Linked DNA regions of Homo sapiens: region 1 is linked to region 2. A link is a loop called in an ENCODE intact Hi-C map of the cell type or tissue named here. Cell type or tissue: PC-9. All regions are shown on one strand. Links, peaks and the distances in the headings refer to the core of each region. The heading gives the core; the rest is flanking DNA.

The links. A loop is a pair of places that touch in the nucleus more often than their neighbours do. Peaks named below come from ENCODE experiments on the same cell type or tissue, not always from the same donor. Only the 100,000 strongest peaks of a DNase experiment are listed, where the experiment ranks them.
Region 1: it touches region 2 in a loop (3-fold over the local background); 3 of 110 quality-filtered maps call a loop at or near these places.

The regions. Positions count from the first base shown.
Region 1 is chr9:94,666,247-94,671,249 of GRCh38, reverse strand. No RefSeq gene overlaps it. Among named protein-coding and RNA genes, the nearest start is that of FBP1, 29 kb to the right of the region's middle. RefSeq lists a silencer at 1,729-2,023 and an enhancer at 2,011-2,150. In PC-9, for the core only: CTCF peaks have their summits at 2,008 and 2,210 (motif pointing left); DNase peaks (open chromatin) are centred at 1,739 and 2,179; H3K4me3 peaks cover 1,218 bases; H3K27ac peaks cover 1,227 bases.
Region 2 is chr9:94,920,177-94,925,179 of GRCh38, reverse strand. AOPEP (aminopeptidase O (putative)) reads right to left here. Exons shown (of 17, transcript NM_001193329.3): 6 at 1,005-1,194. Among named protein-coding and RNA genes, the nearest start is that of AOPEP-AS1, 23 kb to the left of the region's middle. In PC-9, for the core only: no CTCF peak of the experiment used is centred there; DNase peaks (open chromatin) are centred at 2,259, 2,679, 3,359 and 3,899; H3K4me3 peaks cover 2,930 bases; H3K27ac peaks cover 4,000 bases.

The DNA of each region.
Region 1 (5,003 bases), core at 525-4,524, 250 kb after region 2:
GCTCTGCCTCCCAGGTTCACGCCATTCTCCTGCCTCAGCCTCCCAAGTAGCTGGGACTACAGGCGTCCGCCACCGCGCCTGGCTAATTTTTTTTGTATTTTTGGTAGAGACGGGGTTTCACCGTGGTCTCGACCTCCTGACCTTGTGATCTGCCCGCCTCGTCCTCCCAAAGTGCTGGGATTACAGGCGTTAGCCACCATGCCCGGCCATTGGCTAATTTTTTGTATTTTCAGTAGAGATGGGGTTTCACTGTGTTAACCAGGAGGGTCTTGATCTCCTGACCTCGTTATCCGCCTGCCTCGGCCACCTAAAGTGCTGGGAGTACAGGTGTGAGCCACCATGCCCGGCCAAGACTCACATTTCTTTTGTTAAATTTATTCAATATCTCATTCTTTTGGATGTTATTGTTAATTGAATTGGATTGTTTTCTTAATTTCTTTCCTTTTTTGTTTTCTTTGTTTTTTTTTGGTGAGACGGAGATTTACTCTTGTTGCCCAGGCTGCAGTGCAATGGCGCGATCTCGGCTCACCACATCCTCCGCCTCCCAGGTTCAAGCGATTTCCTGCCTCAGCCTCCTGAGTAGCTGGGATTACAGGCATGTGTCACCATGCCCGGCTGATTTTGTATTTTTAGTAGAGATGGGGTTTCACCGTGTTGCCCAGGCTGATCTCGAACTCCTGACTTCAGCTGATCCGCCCGCCTCAGCCTCCCAAAGTGCTGGGATTACAGGCGTGAACCACCGCGCCCAGCCCCCCATCTCTACTAAAAAATACAAAAAATTAGCTGGGCATGGTGGCAGGCGCCTGTAATCCCAGCTACTCCAGAGGCTGAGGCAGGGGAATCGCTTGAACCCGGGAGTCGGCGGTTGCAGTGCGCCGAGATCGCACCACTGCACTCCAGCCTGGGCGACAGAGCTAGACTCTGCCTCAAAAAAAAAAAAAAAAAAAAAAAATTAGACACAACTCCAGGAAAGCAGGGAAGATCCCAAACTGACTACTAACATGATTCCATGGCTTGGCAGAAGAGAAGCTTAAGAGAAAATTGTTAAAAAAAAAATAAAACCAGAACAATTAGTCAAGAAAAAGAAATAAAGGGAACCCAGATTGGTAAGGAAGAAGCAAAATTCTTTGCATCTGCAGATGACATGGTTTTGTATATAGAAAATCCAAAGAACACACAAAGACAAACCAAAAAAACCTATTAGAGCTAGTAACAAGTACAAGTTTGCAGGATACAGGATCAATATACAAAAACCAATTACATTTCTATTGGAGTAGAGACGAGATTGCACCACTGCACTCCAGCCTGGGCAACAGAGCGAGACTCTTGTCTCCAAAAAAAAAAAAAAAAAAAAAGCACTTTGGGAGGCCGAGGAGGGCAGATCACAAAGTTAGGAGATCGAGACCATCCTGGCTAACACAGTGAAACCCCGTCTCTACTGAAAATACAAAAACAAAAACAAAAAAATTAGCCGGGCGAGGTGGCGGGCGCCTGTAGTCCCAGCTACTCGGGAGGCTGACGCGGGAGAATGGCGTGAGCCCGGGGGGCGGAGCTTGCAGTGAGCCGAGACTGCGGCACTGCACCCTAGCCTGGGCGACAGAGAGAGACTCCATCTCAAAAAAAAAAAAAAAAAAAAAAGGAAAAAGAAAAAAAAAGTGACAGAAAAAACGCTCTCTGCAGAGGAGAGAGGATTCCGAGTGGATTGCGGGGTTACAGCTGAGTTCAAAAGCTTTTATCAGAAACTCTTATCTCTAGCAGTTTGAGTCACTTCTCTTATCAGTAAAGCTGTCTGTGCAATTCCCCTTCTGTTACGCAGCCGTGGGTATGTCTCTAGGCCATCACGAATTCTGCTTTTCTAGTTTGTATTAACTGTGGGTTTGTTTTAGGTAAGCCCCCTCCCCATCTGTGCAAGTTTCCACCGTATATATGCCTGAAAAAAGGGAAGAAACTTTTTTCCTGGGAGCTCACTAAGTTGCTTATCTGTGCGCAGGTGCAGCCTGAGGTTTTTTGTTTTTTTTTTTCCCCAAGGTTGTTTCATTTTTGCCTGTTGCTGTAACTTTTCAGGCAGGTTGCTTCTGCAGTCTGCATTTTCCCCAACTGATTTTTTCCTTTCCTTCTTCTCACAGTGGCTCTCATCTGGGGTGACTTTGCCTCCCTGGGGATGTTTGGCAATAATATCTGGAGACATTTTGGTTCTCACAACTGGAGGGCCGTGGATGCTACTGGCACCTAGTGGTAGAGCCCAGGGAAGCTGCTAAACATCCTGCACTGAACAGGACATCCCCACAACAAATGAATTATTAGGTCTAACGTCAATAGGGTGGAGGTTGAGAAATCCTGCTATAAATCTCGTTTAAATCCGTGAGGATGTGGGCTTTTGAAATAATAATAAATAATTTTAATTTGATTTTCTGTGGTTATATTGCCATCCCTGGGACATGGAGGCAGAAGGTCTATTTGATTAGGGAAGGGCAGGGAGCAGGAGAAAATATCAAAGAGCATCTCAGTCGAGTACCACACAGCAATGAAAATGAATGAGCCATAGACACACACACCACACAACAACCAGATAACCTTGAACAAAAGAATATACAGCATGCGTTCATGTACATAAAGTTCAAAAACAGGCACAACTACTTTACTGAGGAGATTATAGCTGGACAGTAACACTACCAAGAAAAGCAAGGATATTATTGCCATAAAAGTCAGGGTAATGATTACCTCTGGGTGGCGAGTCAGAAAAAGGATACCAGGAGACTGGCATCATTCCATTCCTTGAACTTTTCATTTTCCTTTAAATAGTGCATTTTGTTTTATGAACTTCTACGTATGTTTCACAATTAAAATATAAAAAAAGGGGGACATTAGTTAACATTCAAAAATCTCATCCTCCTAAAACAGAAAGAGTCCCTAAGTGGAAAAACAGGTGAATTACTTTTCTTTTTTTTCTTTTTTCTTTTTTTTTGAGACAGAGTTTAGCTCTTTCCCCTAGGCTGGAGTGAAGTGGTGCCATCTCGGCTCACTGCAAACTCTGCCCCCTGTGTTCAAGTGATTCTCAAGCCTCAGCCTCCTGAGTACCTGGGATTACAGGCACCCACCACCACGCCGGGATAATTTTGTATTTTTAGTAGAGACAGGGTTTCTCCATGTTGGTCAGGCTGGTCTCAAACTCCCGACCTCAAGTGATCCACCTGCCTCAGCCTCCCAAAGTGCTGGGATTATAGGTGTGAGCCACTACGCCCAGCCAAACAAGTAAATTTCAAACGAAGTCTGGGGTTTAGTTAAGTCATGTACCAGTCGTAATCTCCTAGTTTTGACACATGTACTACGGTGATGTAAGATGTTCACAACTGGGGAAACCGGGACGGGGGGAAGGGTCTCTCTAAATTATCTTTGCAGTGTAGACCTAAAATTCGTTCAAAATTAAAAGTTTCTTTAAAAACAAGTCTCTAACACATTTCTAAATGTTTCCCTCTAACCTTTGGTCTTTTTCTCAGCTTTCAGTTTATCAACTTTTGATGATACGAGTAACAACGCTGGGAATAACAGCAGCTAATGCTTAAAGCAAGGCTAGCCCCACAGGCTGTGCTTCTGCTGTTGCTATTATGGAGGATTGGGGAAGTGCAGCAAAGTCTGAAGAAACAGAAAAAACAGCTACTCAGATGCAGTCACTATTTCACTGAGGCATGTTGCCGTCCTCTTTTGGTTTCTCTGTACATTTTAATTTGGCTTACACCATTTTGTAACCTGATTTTAAAAAAACTCTAAACATCGCCGGGCGCGGTGGCTCATGCCTGTAATCCCAGCACTTTGGAAGGCCGAGGCGGGCGGATCACGAGGTCAGGAGATCGAGACCATCCTGGCTGACACGGTGAAACGCCGTCTCTACTAAAAATACCAAAAATTAGCCAGGCGTGGTGGCGGTTGCCTGTAGTCCCAGCTACTCGGGAGGCTGAGGCAGGAGAATGGCGTGGACCCGGGAGGCGGAGCTTGCAGTGAGCTGAGATCACACCACTGTACTCCAGCCTGGGCGACAGACTGAGACTCCGTCTCAAAAAAAAAAAAAAAAAAAAAAAAAAGAAAGAAAGTAAATAATTAGACCAAGGTAGGAGGACAGAACATTTTTCTTTTTGTTTCTCCCACTTGACCATCTGAGGATTCTGTGCGTTCTCATTTTGGCAAAATTCAACAGGATATGGTATTGGCTCAATGTTACTCCTGCCTCGGGCAGCAGAGATGTATATGGCACCAACTCAGCAGCCAGCAGGAAAAGCCGTCTGCCCCACCTCACTCCTGCACAATCGCTCCTGGGGACATCACTACAGTACTGCCCGTGTTCAGTGTCCAGCTGAGAAGCACATCAGAGCCCACTCTGTCTGTTCAATGATCCTGTTTATTTGACCCTTATGACAAAAAGCGTGGAGGGGGCAAAATTCTGTCGCCCACAGCAAAATGTGGCATTTCCCTGGACATTGGAGTCTAGAACTTGGTAATTTAAGTTTGATTTATTTAATTTTGAATGTCACCCAGACACCCACATTGGTACAAACGTCATGGCAGGGTCAAGGGTCCCAGGTTGTTCAACAGCCACATCATCAGCTTTTTGCAAGAGCGGCTGACAACAACAGCGATTTCCCCATATGCAGGCTCAGGTCCGGCCCGACGGGGCTCCAGAGGCCTTACCTGCATCTGAACCTTGTGCCCTAAATTGAGCACCACACATTTCACAGCCCAGAAATCAGCTGATTCAGCTTTGTTGGAGTCTCTGGACTCGACCTTTCTCCTATAATCTCTAAGCTTGTTTTTAATAAATGTTTAACTTCTTGATTAATTTCAGTGATTTCTGAGGGTCATTTTTCACAGCTCAGATAATGAGTTCTAAATGCTTGCTGGGCTGTCCGCTCACTCAAAACTGTAAACGCTTCAGGTTGCTTTTTGTCTCCCTAATACTCTCCCTTATACTCTCCCTTATGTGGGAATGAAATTCAGTCTTTATTCTTTCT
Region 2 (5,003 bases), core at 368-4,367:
CGTCTACTAAAAATACAAAAATTAGCTGGGCATGGTGACATGTGCCTGTCATCCTAGCTACTCAGGAGGCTGAGGCAGAAGAATTGCTTGAACCCAGGAGGTGGAGGTTGCAGTGAGCCAAGATCGTGCCACTGCACTCCAGCCTGGGCGACAGAGCTAGACTCCGTCTCAACAACAACAACAACAACAAAAATAGGAACTTGAAAGTAAGCACGAAGCAGCTTAGTTGCTTATCATCCTCATTGGAACTGGTGGCCAATGCTTTAAGGTAGAGGTTGCAAACTGGGAGCGTGTGCACCAGGTCTGGCTTCTGGGTATGTTTGTCTTGCGTGGTATTTTTTAAATTAGTAAACTTCACATAAAAGTCCAGAATTATAAGTTACCTTAAAAAACTAATAGTGTAGGTTATATTGAGCCCTCCTTCCTTCACCATGACAATTGGTTAGAGCTGAGTAGCTGCTGTCAGTTTGCCACAGTTCTCACCATTCCCTAATCTATACCGCCCCTGCTTCATTCTTCATTCACTACTTGTGAGCAGACATCTGAGATGACTCTGGATTTATGTTTTAATCTCTTTATTTAAAACACACACACATACACTGCACACACACAAGTCACCACAATCACAACCACAAAGAAGTGCTTGAGTATGCTATAGCATGACCTTTTCTTCACATCTCTGCTCAAATATCTCCTTATCAGAGAGGCCTTCTCTTACTACCTTCTAAAATAGGACCCACTGCCCCTCTATGGGTCTCATTTCTCTTCACAGTACTCCAACACTTGACCCATTACTGATTCACTTGTCTACTCTCTCTCCCATCTCTAGATTGTAAATCCTGTGGGGAGTAGGGGCTTCCCTCTCTTATTTATGCAGCCATCTCCCCAGCAAAATTTGTGCCTAGTGCATAGTAGGCCCTCAGTCCATAGCTGTTGGGTGAGCAAATGACCAGAAATGGAATTTGACTCTGGGTAGTGAAATACTTAGGGTCACTTTAACCCACCTGCTGTGCTGTGGCCCAAAACACATCCTCCAAGTGAGTGGCGAAGCCTTCACTCAGCCACTCCTCCGTCCAGTCTCGGGCCCCGATGGCTAGGCCAAACCAGGCATGGGCAATTTCATGGCAGAGGCGGGTCCCACAGAGATGGTTCCCTCCTGTCAAGATGCTCTGAGAGAGGAACATGATGTGTGGGCTGTGGATAATGGGGGAGAAAATGCACAGAGTCTTGTTAGAGCCTGTCCTCATGGCCATCCGATGGGGCAGCTTTCCTAGCCTGGCAAGCCTGTTATTATCATGTGCATGCTAGATCATGACAGATAGGCTTGCGGCTTAGATGCTTTCAGACATAAATAAAGTGGCAGTTTATGTTTCTGGCTGTAGTTCAGGTGGCCGTTTCTGCCAACCAGTTTTCTCCATCATCAAACGGCTATTACCTGTAATAAGTAACCTGCACCAAAGTTTTACACTCAAAACAAAAATTACAAGGCAATGGAAGCATTTACTCTGAAATCTGGACTGTAAAAGAAGAGCAGGTGTGACAGTGTGAAGCCTAAGCTGTCAGGAGAGTGATCAAAGAAGACCCTTCAGCCAAAAATCTGAGCAGCTTACAAACAAATTGAGAAGTCATGCAGAAGGACAGAAAAAGCCAAGAAGAATGGAGCAGAAAATGTTCCATTCTGCACGGGGAGCTGGCTATGATGTTAACAAACGAGCAGGTGCCGGGGATGGCTGAGGTTTCCAGGAGGCCCGAATAAAGGCCGAGACCGTGTAAGGCCAAGCTTTTCCATCATATCTGCAAGTGCTTATAGACTCACATGACAGAACAAAATTATGCTGACAGAAAGAAGGCAGGGAGTTATCCCACCCAGGTGTGCAAATGGCCCCAGGACTGGCACCAGACAGGGAGATTTATCTAATCTCATTTTCCATACCTTGTGTTAAAACCCAAAATATCACCATTAAAACTGCATAGGTGGAATGGGAAGAAGGGGAGCTGACGAAAGAGGCCCATCAAATATCTTCCATGCCTCCTCCTTCAGCAATTATCCTTTTTCCAGGACTTGTTTACAGTCTTCCTAATGAAGAATTTGCCCTTAAAAAAATCTCTCCTCCATCAGTTGAACAAAAACAGTTGTGAAACCTTCCAAATTAGGAAACTGTACACACCGGTTCCTCCCTTCAAAAGTCATTTGTTTGCTATCATGTCGGCTCGGCACAAGCCAAGACTGCTCGCAGGTTTTTCTTCCACTCCCACAGCCACCATTAGAGAAAACCCCACCTCGAGTTCCCTTACACAACATCACCCATTCAGCTCAGAGAGCTCAACTGCAATCATGGTAGTCATGTCTGCCAAAACAGACAGCTTTCATGTGAAGTAATAACAGGGCAGGCATGCAAATGAAAAAGCATCTGCCAGGTGCTCTGAAGAGGACACCAGAAACCCCAGAAATTACAAGTGGAGTTGGGGCACTCAGGATAAAGGGGTGCGATGCAACAGGCACCAACAGTATTGTTCAGAGCACTAACTCAGGGGAAAAAAAAAAACAAGGAAGGAAGGAAGAAACTGAGAGACACAGGAACTAAACTCCCCTAACTGAGAAAGTCACCCCGTTGAGAAGACAAACTGTGCAACCTGGCATTTTCAAGTAAATGGCTCTGGCATGTGCAATGCTACAAAAAGCCACAGAAATGTACCAAGTAAATAACATTCCAGACATACTGCTGGCAGCAGTTCACCCTTTGGGCTAAAACAAGACAGAAGTAACTTCAGGCCTTATAAACAGGCTGGAGGGCAAGCCTGCGTGGGCAGGGTCTGCAGCCAGAAAGACAGACACGCACGTCCTTACAGAGACTGGAGGGCGGACTCCAGCCAGGAAGCTTCCACGAGTGGATGACTGCGAAATCGCTCTAAGACTATTCATGAAGAAAAAGCCTCCACTGTCCGGGGACCTGCCTGCTCTTCTGTCCCAGTGTGGAAGCCTCACCAGGGCCCATTTATGCAAATATAAAAGTCTGCGAGGGCCTGAAGGAATGCACAAAAGCAGCTGTGGGGAGGGTGGGTGGCACTTCTTTCTCCCACCCTTTCATTTTTTCCCCTTGAGCAGTCCTTGTTGTCTGCACCACACTTCCCTCCCCACCCTTCAATGTTCTGGAGACACGACCCCGGCCTCAGTCCATCTTGTTGGGCTTGGGACAGGACCCAGCGTTGCCAGAATTCCACCTAAATTTCCCCTTCCCATCTTCAATCCTTTCTTCTGAGTCGGGGGTAAATGTACTTCCTACTGTCCTCTGAGGGAGGCCAAGTCTGAACATCCTGCCGGCTCAGAAGGAAGGGCGTTTAACCATACAAATGACCCCACTATCTGCGGAAAACATGACCTTCTCCCTGAAAAGCAATTTTCCGGCTGGGAACCTGAATCGAAAGCCTCCGGGGCCCGTTTGGCCCTCTAAGGTTGGGTTTGACATACTGGATACTCTGGGGCTATTTCCCTATGAAGGAAAAGGCTTCTTTTAAAAACTAAACCAAAAACATGGAGTAAGGTTTTGATAACCTTTCTCAAAGGCTGTTAACAAAATCCTGACATAAAAGGACCAACAGAATATTCTTTCAAGGAGAATTTCCTTCCCTCCCTTGGGCACTAAATGTCTGAACGTCTCATGTTAAGTAGATTTAACCTCTTTTTTTAGATTGCTTTTCTTCAACAGTGAGTGAAGAAAAGTAATTCTCTTTAGCTCACTTCAAGGAATAATATTAAGTATTTCTTTCCCAACAGGTAATCTACCCATGTCCACCCACAAAACAGAACGGACCTGTAAAACACTGCACTCCTACCTCAGCCTGGACTCAACAGCCCAGCCCGGCTCCTCCTCATCCCTGCATTCTTGGAACTGTGCTCATGGTCCGAGCCGGCCTGCCGGCGATCAGTCTTCCCCCTGACAAGCCTCACTGGAAAACTGTTTCTTTTTTTCCCCTTGAAAGGGTCTGTGTCAACTGCCTCTACAAATGCCAGACTGTCGATTCATCATCATTACAGAGAATGGAAGATAATCACTTCAATGACATCTTCATCCTAAAAACGTTTCTTTCTTGTCTTTTTTTTTTTTTTTTAAATCACAGAGTTGATTATTTTTCCCAAATAAGAGATGGGCAGGAAAGTGATATTTCAAATCTCAAAAAACACAAGCCCTCTTGCTTCTATTCCCCACCATAAATTCTTTTTGGCTCCAAGTGGTGGAGGAAAAGGAGGTGGCAGGCAGGGGTGGCTTGCAGCCACACTCCCGTGTTGTCATTCTTCCCCAGCAGACCACCTCTGGGGCTGCCTCCTCCACAGAGGCCAAGCGTATTGCATGTCTGCCGCCTTGCCCCTCGAGATTAAAAATATCATGTCTGGTCTGAAAACACTTTCTCAAGGCTGTTCCTGAACACTACCTACCCACCCAGATTAGAAGACTGCGTCTGTTAATCTAAAACATGTTTCTAGCAGAGGAGGAAGGAGTGCCTTCATTACTCCCAGGAGCTGCTCCCATCCTTCGGGAGGAATTCAATTTGGAGCGGAAATGGAGAATTTCATCAGATCTTAAGTAGGAGCTGGTGTTTGATTTATTTGTGCTTTTTCCGTGGAGCCCTGACCAGCACGGCCCATCTTGCTGTGGGTGGAGCGACCCAGCACTTGGCGGCCCTGGCTAGATGCTGCTGCCACAGCAGGTTCCAGCAGGCTGCAGGGGTAGAAGGAACCCAGAGGACGGGAAATTGATTGCCCTTAAGGACAAGAAGAGCCCCCAGGCCACCCCTCCCATTTTACGGGAGCAGACCCCAATTCCCCTCATGGAGAGCAAGTTTACATTTTTTTTTTTGAGACGGAGTTTCCCTCTTGTTGCCCAGGCTGGAGTGCAATGGCACGATCTCAGCTCACCACAACCTCAGCCTCCCAGGTTCAAGCGATTCTCCTGCCTCAGCCTCCTGAGTAGCTGGGATTACAGGCATGCGCCACCACGCCCTGC